Linked DNA regions of Homo sapiens: region 2 is linked to region 1. A link is a contact called in ENCODE Hi-C or POLR2A ChIA-PET data. All regions are on one chromosome and are shown on one strand. Each heading gives the region's core, a stretch centred on a gene start or an enhancer-like site at or near the end of the contact. The rest is flanking DNA. Distances are from core to core; before and after follow the strand shown. Region 1 holds the start of BACH1 (BTB domain and CNC homolog 1). Region 2 holds the start of GRIK1-AS3 (GRIK1 antisense RNA 3).

Region 1 (7,760 bases), core at 3,720-6,219:
TGGCTACCACTATTTCTTCTTCCTCACGTTTGCTTCAGGGCAGTTTTTTATTATCCTATGAATATTTGAATATTTTCTAACCTGTCCCTGATCCTAAATAAAACAAAGAACCTGTTCTAGAGGAGTGATATTCAAAGTATTAGACATATAAGACATTTAACATCTAGAAAACCAAATTATATTTTGCTCAATTCAATTCTAATCCAATTATGGGTAAAAATAAGTCACAAGACAAGTTTTATGTCTATCTTAGGAGATGAACTAGAATTACTTAATTCCAGCTGCCTTCTCAATAATCACACCAATGATAAAAACAGAAAGTAGAAAGCTAAATAATCAAAAGAATTTCAACTCAGTGCACACTTACAAGGTACCACACACGATGTTCTCTCCTTCAATCTGTTAAACATTCCCAAGTTTCAAAATCACAGAACTAGAATGAACGCATATCATACCACCCAGTTCAGCAACCAACAGTTTATTAAAGAAACACAGCCAAGGCACATTCAGAGTGCCATAGGAGATAAAACAGAAAGACACAGATTCTCACCATCAGGAAACTTACAATCTGGCTGAAAGAATGGTCAAAATAACACAACCTTTCTGAATTACTAACAGGTACAAAAAGCTATACGATAAATATGTCCATTGTATTCATATCCATTTCATGGATAATTTTTCTGTATTAGTACAGGCATATCATCTAAAGAAAACATAATACTTAGAAGAAACTAATTAGCTTACAAATTTACATTCTAAATGTTTCCAACAAACTGGATAGGGCCCAGGAATATGTACTGAGAAACTAGTTCTGTTCTGGTATTAACAAGAAGGGAGGGGTGGACAGGTTACTAAAGCTGCCAGGCCACAATGTCAACTACAACGTGGAAAAGACTAGCCAAAGAATGGCAAGTGTTTTTATTTCGTAAAAGCCAGTTTCAATTAACTGGTTAGTGACTACCTCAAGCACTCCGCTGAGACTGTTAAGATTCCTTTAAGTAAAAAGCTATGTCCTGTGTTCGTTGCCCTCAGAAGTTGGATGTATGTTTGAGATGGTGCTACTGACTTAACATAAGAGTGTTCCCCGGGTTGTTTTTCCAGTCTCACTTGTGATCAATGCCGGCAATTCAGCTCTCAACAGCTATAAAACACTACTGTGTAACTAAGTACTTCCCTGATTCTGAACAACAGATAATAACACCTAACACTTGATGTTTCTTATAAAGCTGGCACTGTTCTAACCACTTACCCCGTATTAACGCATATAATCCTCACAACAACCTCTCTGATACAGATTCTACTATCACCACCCCTGTTTTACAGAGGAAACAATGAGGCACTAGTTACCAGGTAGAAGAGCTTGCCCAAGGCTTTAAAGTGGGTGACACAACCAGAACCTGACCTTAAGCAGTCTGGCTCCAGAACTACTTTTTAACCATTCTGCTTACTGCTTCTTTGTCAACTGTACAGTGATCAAACCCAGACTTCAGTTATGTTAGTGCACTGTGTAAGCCAGGTGCCTGGGCTTCAGGAGAGTGTAAGTCAATGTTTTAGCTGCAGTCCTGAAATGTTTACTCCCTCCAAGGGGCACGGATTCTGGCGAATTGCACTCAAATTACCCATACCTTGGCCATCGGTACATTACCTCATTTGACATATATTTTAAATCAAAACAATCTCAAAAATCATCGTTCCACCACATAAAATAAACCCTCTGTCTAGAATGCTCAGGGAATGCAGGTTTTAGGGTTAAGACAATTCTCTCATTAACAGAACATTAGTCAGAAAATTAGAAGAGAGGTGGTGATTCCTAAAACGTAAGTCATGGAGAGATCAGCACTATGAAGAGAAAATCTGACAAGTGGTAATTTTAACGGGCTTTGCAACTGTTATTCTGAGCATCACCTCTCACAGTACAGGGGTGTAGAAGGCACATGGCACATGAGATTTAACTGAATGGTAAATACTAACCACCCTCACCGCCGCCACCCGCCCCCAGCACTAGTAGGAGGTTGATATTCTGAATAAATGCCACTTCCCAAGGGATTTACTGAATATGTCGTCTTATTAATCTTAAGAGAACATAAGCTTGGCAAAAAACAAACAAAAAAAAACAGACTTCAAGGAGTAACAGTACAAACTAATTTTTACATATGCTATACATATTACACTCCAATGTGTAGATTATCTTCAAGTATTTCCACTGCACCCTTTTACACATCACTGCACTTCAGATCACATACATTAAACCAACCGCTGGGCTTGTCTCCAAATTCAAAATACAGGTTATCAAATGAAATTCTGTATTTTTTGTATTTCCATCCCCAGTATCAACAATGTAACAAGAAATTTACACTCAAGCTTCTAAAGTAAAACATACAGACAATAGAACTACCTATAAAATAAAACTTAAATGGAATATTAACAGTCTGAAAGAACTCTTAGGAGGAAACCGTAAGTTAAAAGAAAAAGCATTCCGGTTGTTGAAAGAATGTTACTGACAGTGGTTAACAGGCTATGTTCCCCCAGCAACAAAGGGGTGGAGGACATGCACGCGCATTATATAATATGAATACACGATTGTTAGTCTGCATCTTTAAGCTTAATGTCTTTCTTATATTAAAGTTTTTAAAAGTTTTAATATATTCCTTCCAAATGAACCTCCTTGCACCCCACCTTGGAGGCCCTAATACTTACAAAATTCATGATTTCTAATCTCCTCTAGTCCCAGACTTAAAGGAACAAAATAAATCGTTTTTCCTAATACAGAATATTTTAAATGAACTACCATTAATAGGAATCATCATTTTTTTCACCAAAGGGCCAAATTCCCAGCTCTACATTTCCCATTCCTAAACTTTGTTTGCAATGAGGACTCATATAAATATTTGGGTTGTGTGCTCCTTTTTAAAGCAAGAAGCAATGACACCAGGTGTAAAGGCAGTGGTGTCATATAATCAAGACAATGAGACAGGTATTTACGGTTGGCTATTTATTAAACAGCTCTTTCGAGACTTAACCCAATGAGACCTATTAATTCCACCCATATGGTGCTTACCCTCCTCTGACTCCTGAAACTTCTTGTGTATGCATGAAAAGCCAAGGGCCATGAGAAACAGAGCAAGTCCCTTCTGTGTACTCATAACCAAATTTTTATGACGCACAAATTAAGCTCACTGCTTGAAACTTATAGACCACGTAACAGAAACCACAAAAAGGAAACTAAGTCCAGTAAGAGTAGTAAATATTTTTGTTACAATATTTTTTATTGGGTTACCCCTAGCTGCAAATTTCTTCCCCAGTTTTAGCTCTCTCCAGCGCAAATTTATTCTCAGACAGCAGGTCACGAGGCTCCGTCTTTAAACCCGCCTCAGTGCTATTGGCCACTGCCTAAGAGTGCTCTTCCACTTCACCCACTGATAACCTGTATCAAAACAACCCCAGCTGGGTCCCCTTCAGCCTTCTGAAGCAACCTCTCTAGAGCGCTCTTTGGCCTTTTATAGTGGAGGCATGTGATGAGAGTATTTGCACCAGCTGTTTCTAATTACCTCTCAAGCTGGGGCGAATGACTCAGCAACCCAACTTTTTAGAGAGTCATCCTACCTTGTTAACCAACCAACATACCGAACAACAGTAAACCACTTGACAGAAACATAGGTTAAACAACAATACAAGAATCACTACGCCAAAGTCACCCTACTCCAAGCTGACTCACCGGGAGCCTTTCTTCCCTAAGCTTCTTCAAGATGTCCAAAGGCAGAAGTGGCAAGTGCCTTCAAGCCCAGCCCAGCCCTTGCACCACTACCCAAAGACCAGGAAGAAGCAAGCCGACCTCTTCCCATTTCTCTGCTTGACTATGTGAAGCGCTCAAGTGCTCTGCCACTAACACATCTGGGATTTCCACCCTTTATCCTTCTGAACTGCATTCAATGCAGACCCTCTGATGTAAAGGGTGTTCAAATACATGATCAAATTCCCATAGCATCATCCATGGGTAACAGTCCCTACCCCTACACAATTCTCCAAAAAGCAAAGCATCCTACAAAACATTCTTTGTTCCTCCAAGCATGACATTGTAGCTCGTTTTCCTCATACACGTTCTTTCACAATTACTACTACACTTTACCTGGAATCAGCACAAGTTTAACGCAGAAGCCTCACTCCATAAAAGCATTCCGCACAATTCTACTCAATGACATGAAACTGCCGTGTAAGAATGAGAAAGCAACGGCACTCGTGTTACATTACACGAGCACAAAGCTGGTGTCTCCAGAATCAACGCCCACTCTCACCATATTGTGCGAGGCTTAATTACAACGCGTGGGCAAAACTCCAACAAAGGGAGTCCTGGGCTCTCCGGTCCCCAAAACCAGTCTTCGCTAAATCCAGCTCAGCACGGTGGCCTTCTCTCCCCAGCCACAAACTCGGCTTTTCTTACGCGATTCCACGCGCGACAGCCACCGGGCTGAGTAGACGCGAGGCTGGGCATGCGGTGGGAGGCGGCGGAGGACAATACGGGGCCCCAGCCGCGAGGGCGGTGCTGATGTGTCACAGCCCGGGCGGGCCGCGGGCGAGGGGCCGGGCTGGCGCCCGAGGGCAGGGAGGGGGGTGGGGCAGGGACCCCGCGGCCCCCAGCCCCCGCCCGCCCCGGGTAAAGTACGGCGCGCGCGGGTAAACAACAGCTCCGGCAGTGCAGGGGGTTCGGCCGCCGACGGGACGCCCCTTCCGGCGTCGCGGCCACTTCCAGGATCCCGGCCGCCGGCGCCCCCCGCGGGCCCCGATACGTGCCCCCCGCGCCCCGCCCAGCCCAGAAAGAGCCGCCCCCGGCCCGCCCGCGCCTTCACTGGACCTGTCCGCCGGCCTCCCCTCACAGGCCCGCGGCCCTGACCGCGCCAACCCTCCCGGAGAAGGGCCGGCGGGACGGCCGAGCCACTCACCAGAGCTGAGGCGCGGCGCGGCCCGACTGACTGAAGCGAGAGCGCCCGGCGGGCGGCGAGGGCAGCGGTCAGGTGACTCACTCCTTCCGCGCGGCCAGCCGCCCCCTCCCTTCTGCGCCGCTCTGCTGCCGCCACCTCGCGGCGCCAAAACCCCGCCCGCCCGCTGAAGGCCCCGCCCCCGGCGCCGAAGCCCCGCCCTGCCGCCCTCGAAGCCTCTGTCAGCGAACGAGCGCGCGCAATAGCGCGGGGCAGGGGTCGCCGCGGCCGGAAGCCCACGCGGGGGGTTGCAGGGACGGGTCGTAAGGGGCGGGGCGGGCCTCGAGGAGGCGGCGGTGGGGTCCCCGGACCTCCGCGCGTGGCACAGCCCGCATCCTGAACTGACTCCCACTCGAGGACCACCTCTCCTCTCCCTTCTGAGGGCGGAACGGAAAGGCCAAGCGCCTCCTCGCCTCGGGAGCTGCAGGACGCCCTAATTCAGCCGAGTCGCCGCGTGCCCGGGTGCCCGCGAACAGCAGGAGAGAGGACGGGCGCTGGCCCCACAGGGGTCGCTTTACCCCTTGAAGAGCTCCTCGCTGCCTGCCCTGGGGGTGGTGGGCGTCCAGGTTCACAGGGTACTTGAGCTTGCTGGGGTGGGGGTGTGTATGAAGTGCGTCCAGGGTTTTGTGGAGCGCGTCTAGCAGTTGCTCTACTTCTTACTGACAGTGAAACAAGGGCGCCCACGACAGGTGTTCCCTTTTCGCTGTCGCTGCCAGGAAGCTTCCAGCCAGGTTCAGCGCCCAGTGGTGTCAGCCGGCCCATCTCGAGCCTTGGTTCCGCTGTCATCTTCTGGTGCTTATTCTGGTGTTTATCCAACTGTCCGTTTTGAAATTATGTTCCCAAGCCATTTAACACCTCTGGAGAACCAAAGCACTGGCTGTCAGCGGAGCGGGATGCACGCGCAGCGGAGGGGACTGGGCACGCCAACCCCACGAGGGTTCCTGCGGAGATGACACGGACCTTGAGGTCTGAAGCCAAAGGACGATTTGTGTGAAGGGATTTTATTGTTAGCTTTGGAGCCAGCAACAAGAACACAGCCCTGGAGTTCCCGGGGCAAAAAGGATACCAAGATAATAATTCAGGTATTACGACTAACATGACTGCATTTGCACCCACAGGCTGTGGGACTTGGGGACGTTTGAGCTACATCCAAAATACATGAGAAAATCACACAAGTGAAATTGGATGAGAGTGCGAGGGGTGAAGTGATACATTATGACCTAGAATTAGGGGAGGCTTCCTGGAGCAGGTGACATTTGCATTGGGTCTTGATTGGGAAGAGTGGAACCCAGCAGTCTAGATAGGGTCCAGAGGTAGGAGGTACCTCGCATCCCAGGCTGCCTCAGTTCATGGTGAGAGTGCAGATATTTAGTGAAACAGGAGGAAAGGACACTTGGAAATACACCATGAAAGAAGGATTGAAGTTCTTGCAGACACATGGGAGTGTCCGAGGCTTTATTCTCCTTCCACCTTGAGCCAGTGGAATTGCAGTGTCTTTTTTCTACACCTATGCAGTTTTTTCTACACCTGTGCAGTTTTTTCTAGGGGAAGATCAGACCCTCCTCTTTGGGAGGAACTCTTGCTTCTTTAGATAATAGCAGTGACATTTTCTAGCCTGAAAATTATGATGTATGCCCTGATAGGTTTAATTATTTGAGAAGTTCTCACAAAGGTATACAGATGTGCTAAGAGTATCAAGTCAAGTGAGTGACTCTCAAGCTTCATTATGGGGAAGAATATTTGGTTTGCTTGTTAAAATGCAGATTCCGGCCGGGAGCAGTGGCTCATGCCTGTAATCCCAGCACTTTCAAAGGCCAAGGCGGGCGGATCACGAGGTCAGGAGATCGACATGGTGAAACCCCGTTTCTACTAAACCCCAACATGGTGAAACCCCGTTTCTACTAAAATACAAAAAATTAGCCAGGCATGATGGTGTGCGCCTGTAGTCCCAGCCGCTCAGGAGGCTGACACAGGGGAATCGCTTGAACCTGGGCGGTGGAGGTTGCAGTGAGCTGAGATCGCGCCACTGCACTCCAGCCTGGCGACAGAGCAAAACTCTATCTCAAAAAAAAAAAAAAAAAAAAAAATGCAGATTCCTGGGTCCCACCCCCAAAAGATGCTAATTTTGTAGATCTGAGTAGGACCTAAGGGTCTGCATTTTTAATACTGAAGCATGTGGTCTTCAAGCTTATGGCATGTAGTAGGGACAGGACGAAAAATGAAACTGGAGAATGAAATGAAACCGAGTCAGTATGAGAAGGGCCTCATGCACAGCACCTGGAGTTTGGACTTCATCCCGTGGTCTGCAATAAGTGAGTAGAGGTTTCTAAGTCATGTGGTTATTTTTAAAAGCTAATTCTAGTATTGAGAAGGAATGGGAGTGGAAACAGATAGTAGGTTGAATGAAGGAATGAATGCAGTAAAATGCTCAGTGAAAGATGTGGCACTTTTTGTTTTCAGTATTCTCTTGCTTTGAACCAAAACCACTTAGAATGTATTTCTTTTAAAACCTGTATGTCAGTGTAAATATTCACAAACAACTGTATGTTCTGACCTATGTCTTCTGGACTTCCAGAGTTAGCATTAACATTATTAGCTGCCAGGCCAACAAAACCTTGAGTAATCCTGCAATACTCGGAATCAAGAAAAGTGGCTACATCATGGTCAACTTTGAAGAACATCAGCCTCAAGATCTTTTATACTAACTCATATGTTTATTAAAATCTATTACTAAAACAGATTTTTAAAAATTATCTTGAGGTTATAATGAGACATAGTGCTTCTACC
Region 2 (7,760 bases), core at 3,261-5,760, 360 kb before region 1:
CTTATCACCTGTGTACATGCATGTGGTTAACACGTGTAAGTGAATGGAGGGAAACAGAGGAACTTAGCAAGTTGTCAACCTCAAATGAAAAAAGTCAATTTTTCCTCTTGATACATGTTTTTGACGTTACCAAAGCTGGAGTAATGTACCAATCACTGGAGTTAGGGTTACAGCGATTTCATATGCCATAATCACAGAAAGATGAGAAAATGAGATGTATTGGTTTTCTATTGCTGTTTAAGCCAAATTTAGTGGCTTTAACAATATATTTGTTTACAGTTACAGAAATCAGAGATCTAAAATCATGTTGTTAGCAGGTCTGCTTTCCTTTTGGAAACTTCTGGGGAAAATCCAACTTCTTGCCTTTTCTTACTCACAGAGGCCGTCCTCATTCCTTGTCTTGTGGCCCCGCATCACACTCCATCTTTCTCTCTCCTTCTATTTACGCATTCCCATTTACACCTTCTCTGCCTTAAGACCCTGCTGTTTTCATTGTGACTACATTGGGCCTACCTAGATAATTCAGAGAAATCTCCCCATCTCAAAATCTTTCATTTATTCACATCTGTAAAATCCATCTCCAGGTAAAGGAACATATTCCATTGGTTCTGGAATTAGGACGTAGACATCTTTAGAGAACCATTATTTGGTCCCCTCCATAAGTAGATGGATATCTTTCTGTATATCAGGATTTTTCTGGTGTCAAATGCTATTTTCTGTATATTCCACTATTACTTTTGTAGATGTAAGCTATAATCATTCAATGTGGCATGAATGTACTTTCTATAGCAATAAACACTGGTCTAAAGACTGTCTTATATCCATCTTGTTCTACTGATGACCACCATTAAAAATTGCATGGCCAAAGAGGCATCTGGCTCAGAGGATAGTATAGATGCAGCCTAAAATATTACAGTTAGCAAATAAAAAAGAGCTACACACTGAAGCTCAAACTTTCATCTTAAAATTGCTGCTCGGAGACTTGATATCATTCACCTGGTTTTCTGAAGACTCCTGTGCCAAAAATACCTTATTTCTATCTTGAGGTAAAACCATTATTTTAGCCACATTGCATGTTCACACATTTGGAAGTTATTCACTTGAAATTATTGATTACAAACCATGTCTGGTGGTTTAGAATTTATCCTGATATTGAGAAAGGCTATAAAAAGAGAAATACACTTCGGCTTAGTCAGTATAAACTTCCAAGATACCTATTTTTCAATGGAAAAAAAGCAGTAATAAAAAACCATATAAATATTACAAGAACACCTCAAAGTTGCTCAGTAGCACTCCAGGTTCCATTTTGAGTTTCTGTTACCACAATAGTAGCAGCAGACCAATTATGTGTGGCATATGGATTTCCCTTAGTGATGGTTGCTGAGAATTTGTGGAGAGGAATTTTTCATTGCTGTCTCCATAGCTCTGCATTGCCTTCCAGGAAATGATCAGACTGAAATATGGTCCAGGCTTCTTAAGATAACTCCATGTGTGGTTGGAAGATTCTGAGCCAAAGACTTTCCCTGTATTTTGTAGAATGACTCTGTCAACAACCACAGCCATTAGACCCCTATGAGCTACGTCCTGGTCATCTTTACCTAGACTTCATTGAGGACTCACAAGACAAACTAAAATATGGCCTTGGTGCTGCTCAGGCCGTACATGATAACTTCACCCATCAAGATCTAAGAGATCATCATTGCCAAGAACAACTAGGCTAGACTAAGAAGGTCAATACTACTGTGAACAAGGTCATGAGTGTTCTGTGGCAAAAACTCCAGAAAGCAGCTGGACCAATGTGGGATCACTGCTGTCAATGAGCAATGACTGTGTCCCAGGATATATTGATAACAGTTAACAGTAGGGCCTTAGAATTGTCCTTTCAAGAGGCAGCTGGCAGTGAGGGTTTTTTGTTGTTGTTGTTGTTGGGTTTTTTTTGTTTTGTTTTGTTTTGAAACAGAGTTTCACTCTTGTTGCCCAGGCTGGAGTGCAATGGCCTGATCTCGGCTCACCACAATCTCCGCCTACCAGGTTCAAGTGATTCTCCTGCCTCAGCCTCCCGAGTAGCTGGGATTACAGGCACGCACCACCACTGCCGACTAATTTTTTGTATTTTTAGTAGAGACGGGGTTTCTCCTTGTTGGTCAGGCTGATCTTGAACTCCCGACCTCAGGTGATCCGTCCAACTCGGCCTCCCAAAGTGCTGGGATTACAAGCGTGAGCCACCGCGCCTGGCCGGCATTGAGTTTTTATTCTGCCTTCTGATGACCCATTTACTGCAAATAAAATAAAGCAGTAATTATTTTTTAGCTACTGGAACAATGGAATAGTCTTGTGGCATTTCCATGTACAGTAGCATGATACGGAGAAAGCATTTACAATAGGTACAAGACACTCCCCCGCTGCTGATTTAAGGATTATGTTATCTAGATGGAATGGAATTTCATAAGTATGCAGGAGCTTAAGTCTTTTGGTATTGATGTCTTTTGAGTTCTTATAATTAATTCTGTAACAATGTAGATTAGAATTAACTAACAATGGTGATCATTAGAGGTAGGGGGGGAAAACTGTTTTGTTGGAAACTTTTTTTCATTACTCTAACCCAACTCAGCTACATCAGATCTGAAGAATTCCACTCGTTTATATGGGGAAAAATTATTTGACTTGTCCCAATCATGATTATTTGTTTATTTGTAATATCTTTATTCTATAAAGAATTGGAGCTGCCTGGAAAAATATATTTGAAACAAACTAATAAATGTTTTTAAAAGGGAGGGGAATTGGCACAAAGGAGAAAACTAGATAACAAAAACATAAAGCTGGATGACATTAGCACATGAAAAATGTATGCCCTGTGCTCCTGACTAATTGCCAATGGAAGACCCGTAATTTTGACCCTAAACCTCCTAGCAATCAAAACAAAGTTGTAAACAAGATCATTTACATGACTTGCAGTATTCATGTAACAGAAAAATGTATTTATTCAAAAATGAACAGCTTGTTCTGGCACTGATAACAATGCTAGTGATATTAGGGAACTGAGATCTCTGGAGAGTGACATATGTCAGAATCACCTCCACTTCATTGGCTAGAACCAGCACATACCCCCACCCAAGCCCAAGGGACTAGGAAATGCAATCCTAGTATGTACCCTTTGAGTTGGAAAACTGGAAAAACAGTACTAATGACGTCCACACTAGTAATCTTCCAAAATCAATAGATATTCCACACCCTGCCTATTTTAGATACATAATGTTAACAAAAGGGCTGGGTTGTTTTTAACTGTCAATCTAAGTCAATGATATAATGTCAAAAGTTGTTTAACAAGATTAATTCCATTAAGAAATGAGACTTGGCCAGGTGCAGTGGCTCACGCCTGTGATCCCAGCACTTAGGGAGACCAAGACAGGAGGATCACTTGAGGTCAGGAGTTTGAACCAGCGTGGCCAACATGGTAAAACCCCATCTCTACTAAAAATATAAAAATTAGCCAGGCATGGCGGTACGTGCCTGTAATCCCAGCTACTCAGGAGGCTGAGACAAGAGAATCGCTTGAACTCAGGAGGCAGAGGTTGCAGGGAGCCGAGATTGTACCAGTGCGCTATAGCCTGGGGCGACAGAATGAGACTCTTTCAAAAATAAATAAAAATAAAAAAAAGAAATGGGCCTTATTAGAAGAACATATTAGTGGAAGCAATTCGGAGGAATATGCTATCCATATGAACAGTATTGATATCTGCCTTTATTACATTTTAGTGTGTGTGACATGAAGTGTTTTCTGCCAAAAAAAAAAATTAATTGTGACAATTAAGTAAAGCCAGAGATGGTTCCTAGCAATACCGCCCTAATAAAGTATACATACTGCCTAGGTCAGCACCATTTGGTCAGTTCGGCAGACAAGTACTGTATCAAAATTCAAAGTCATTCTCAGGAAAAAGTAAGTTCTGCAAAGAACTATTAGAAAACTCCCTATATCGTGATTACACTTTTTATTTTTAAAACTGACATTTATTTTGATGTGACATTTTCTTAATCCCTTAATGACTTTTAGTTGAAATACCAACATGCAGAGAGAAAATCAAAATGGGAATGCAATCGTTTTATTTACAAAGTATGCGACAATTAGACGACAGGGCTACTGGTCTCAGCTGCTTAAAGACCATCACAAGAACAACTGCTTTAAAAGCACCGCCTTTGGTGCTGTTGACTTTGTTGTTCTTATCAAGATGTTTTTCATTCACCTGGGTGAGTGTCCACAAAGTTGACAGGCCAATGATCAATGACTGGACTCGTTTCTTAATTTCCATTTCTAGTAAATTCAAGGGAAGAACCAGGAGGCACTAATGCAAGCAATTAGCTAGGAAAAGGAACGGGAATTTTTCTACTACAGCAAATAAAATGTGTACCTGGAGGACCCCAGGGTTCTTTTTGCAATAACAGCTGTCCTGTTGGCTGTTTATTCGCTGCATTTTAATATCTCTTTCCTAACGCTGAGAGGCATGTCAAATGAATATTTACCTCCAGGAATTTTAAAATACAATAATAAAAATAATCAGTTAAATGGTTGTTTAAAAAAATGCTTATCTCTTAACAGGGGATCCAAAGCCTCCATAATGAAATTTAAAAAGAAAAATTTTACCCAAGTGAAAAGCTATAAACTCAAATGCCTTTGTGTTCTATTTTCAGTTTCAGAAACAAAATTTTAAACCTTAGCATTCAGCCCTATATCCTCACATGAAACCTGCCCAGTTCCCTTTCAAGAGGTAATCTTGGCTGCAATTACACTATCTAATGACCAAAGTGAAAAATAGGATTTCTGACTGACCCTGGCAGGCCAGCTCTTTATGCTCGAATGATATAAGAGAACAGCTAACAAGACCTCACCATGCATGGCCTTAAATGTTATTGATGGCACTAAAGCAAGTCTACCCTTGAAAAAAAACATCCTTTAGTGTGCCTGGTCTTGTTGTCACCGTAGGAGTGACTTATATCCTGTGGGCTGATGATTCATGGAGTTTCCTGTCATTTGTCTTAAGTTCATGACATTGCAATTTCACTAAATATTCCTCTGGTTTTCGTGTTAGTAGAGACGTTGTTGAGAAGTGTAGGACTGGTGTTCATGCAGTTATGTGCTGTCATCTAATACCCTCTTTATTTCTTATTCCCTTTCACGTAAAATCATTCTAGTTCACATATCTTAGGCACCTTCCAGAACCGCTGATAACTTGCAATGTCTTTCCCCAGACCTTTTCAATCCATCTCTTCAACTGAAGATCTGAAAGTCTTTGTTATTTAATGCAAAGGTACATGTTTTCCATAGAGCAGTGATTTTCAGACACAGCTGTGAAATGCAGAAATCAAGGCTACACTCTCAGAAATCCCAATTCAGGATGTCCCTGTGATGGTGTCTAAGAGTCTTTGATATAAAAACTTCCAGAGGGAATTTTTACTTGCATCCAGAATTGACCAGAGTTGTGCGGAAAACTACCTTGGAAATGTGATTTCTAAGTCTTCTCTCTTCATTTCTTTTTTTTTTTTTTTTTTTTTTTTTTTTTTTTTTTGAGTCTCGCTCTGGCCCCCAGGCTGGAGTGCAGTGGCGCGATCTTGGCTCACTGTAAGCTCCGCCCCCGGGTTCACGCCGTTCTCCTGCCTCAGCCTCCTGAGTAGCTGGGATTACAGGCACCCGCCACCACGCCTGGCTAATTTTGTGTATTTTTAGTAGAGACGGGGTTTCACCGTGTTAACCAGGATGGTCTCTATCTCCTGACCTCATGATCCGCCCGCCTCATCCTCCCAAAGTGCTGGATTACAGGCGTGAGCCACCGCACCCGGCCTTCTCTCTTCATTTCTATGCAAAGACAAAAAAAATAAAAATAAAAAAAGCACCCAAATAGTTATTTTGGTAATCTATCCCAAGGAAAGGAATATCCTTATTCATATTTAGAAAGAATTGTCTCCAAACCATTTGCATCTTCTTCTCAGTTGACACCATTTCCGGGACTCCAAAAGTAAGATCACAGTTCAATGAACGTAGAACCCCTGTCCTTCCTATCCACCTCCTTTTTTCCTTCTTCCACGAAGTAAAAACAATATACACGCTCACAGAATGTCCGGAACTATTACGATCCCAAGTAGTTATTTGAGAACCAGCATGAAGAAACAGTGTGAAATTGGTGTCAGAATAGTCCCTATCCTTTTATCTGTAAATGAATCCTCTCTTCCCCTTCTCATGGAAAAGGGGGAGAGAGAAAGGTTTCAGAGATATACTCATTCATAAACCTTCATTTAAACATATCTACATACCAGTATTGACAATTCAACATTTAATGAGTTCTACTCATAATGAGGGTGGCATTATGCTAAGTCGTAAGTAGGGAGATCAATGAAATACATATTTCTAAGTATGAGATGGCTCAGACACTTAGGCAGTGGGAAAGACAAAACCCTGTGCATTATGGACAACTCCAAATACAAAATTTGTTTAGTACAAACTATTTTTTTTTTTTTGAGACGGAGTTTCCCTCTTGTTGCCCAGGCTGGAGTGCAATGGTACAGTCTGGGCTCACTGCAACCTCCGCCTCCCAGGTTCAAGCGATTCTCCCGCCTCAGCCTCCCGAGTAGCTGGGATTACAGGCATGCGCCATCACGCCCAGCTAATTTTGTATTTTTAGTAGAGACAGGATTTCTCTATGATGGTCAGGCTGGTCTCGAACTCCTGACCTCATGTGATCCACCTGCCTCGGTCTCCCAAAGTGCTGGGATTAAAGGCTTGTGCCACTGCACCTGGCCCAAACTATTTTTAAATTTGATCATCAAACCCATTACTTCGATGTAGGTCAAGCAGTGTGTAATGGAAATAGTGTTGGCTGGAGGTCAGTTGGCTTGCTCCACACCAGCCACTCATTGGCCTCAGGTTTCTGATCTGCTGAGTTTGTGGATTTCCAAAGTCCCTTCCTGTTCTATGTTTCCAAGCATTTGCAGTCACCCTAGAAATTATCCCATTCTTATTATAATTCTGTTCCTGATTCTTTCCCCTTATTTCTCTTTTGCAGATTCTGTTCATGGGCATGATGACCGAGTACTATCACTACTTTTTCACAACCCTGGTAAGTGCATCTGGGAGAAATGTATTCCACATGGTAGGAAACGTCTTCACACAGTTATTTCAGAGTCGGCCTCACCAGTGTCAAAGGCAGGATATTGTCATGGAGACTTGCCTTACTTTCCTAAGAATCCTCTAAATCCAGCAATGCTGAGCAGCAGGCTTTTTTTCTTTCTTTCTTTCTCTTTCTTTCTTTCTTTCCTTCTTTCTTTTTCTTTTAACTAGTATCAATGCATGTGCATTCAGAGAGGGATTAAAATGAAAATTCCATTAAATAGAAACTATTAAAGTAAAAACTATTCATAAAAAACATCATCTACAATTTTTATATACATTAGAAGGTGTATCCAAGTGTGTCTGGCATTCATTGATTTGATGTGGCTTTGCTGCCTGTGTCCAGTAGATAGCTGGGTTAGCCAGGGGTTACCTGTCAGATGTCTGAAAAACCTTCAGAAAGGGGAGTTTTGGAGATGCTCTGCACATTGAACATTTTGCCTCATTAAGAAAAATCATGGTCCTAAGCCTTAGAAATCTAAAAGAAACCATAGGACATCTTAAATTTTGAGAGACTATCTGATCATGGAGAATGATTTAGGGTATTTAACACATCAAAATGATGTGATAATTTTCATTCAGTCAATTTCAGAAATCAGTGACA

Evidence for each region. A loop is a pair of places that touch in the nucleus more often than their neighbours do. ChIA-PET counts read pairs that join two places held with the same protein, here RNA polymerase II (POLR2A). Pooled maps may share reads with other maps.
Region 2: a loop to region 1 is called in a map of K562, with 2.3 times the contacts of the local background. The contact joins the promoter of GRIK1-AS3 here to the promoter of BACH1 in region 1. A Hi-C loop is called at or near these places in 1 of 168 maps with a recorded cell type or tissue (K562) and 7 of 50 pooled maps. POLR2A ChIA-PET finds 5 or more read pairs at or near these places in 1 of 52 experiments (activated CD4-positive, alpha-beta T cell).

What each region holds. Positions count from the first base shown.
Region 1 is chr21:29,296,131-29,303,890 of GRCh38, reverse strand. It overlaps BACH1 (BTB domain and CNC homolog 1), which reads right to left and starts at 4,969. Exons shown (of 5, transcript NM_001186.4): 1 at 4,938-4,969. LOC105369299 (a long non-coding RNA gene) reads left to right here and starts at 5,155. Exons shown (of 2, transcript XR_937652.3): 1 at 5,155-7,285; 2 at 7,549-7,713. RefSeq lists silencers at 1,289-1,583, 4,535-5,444 and an enhancer at 3,195-3,304.
Region 2 is chr21:29,654,156-29,661,915 of GRCh38, reverse strand. It overlaps GRIK1-AS3 (GRIK1 antisense RNA 3), which reads right to left and starts at 4,510. Exons shown (of 1, transcript NR_199598.1): 1 at 4,086-4,510. It overlaps GRIK1 (glutamate ionotropic receptor kainate type subunit 1), which reads left to right. Exons shown (of 18, transcript NM_001330994.2): 5 at 7,053-7,106. RefSeq lists an enhancer at 4,740-4,889.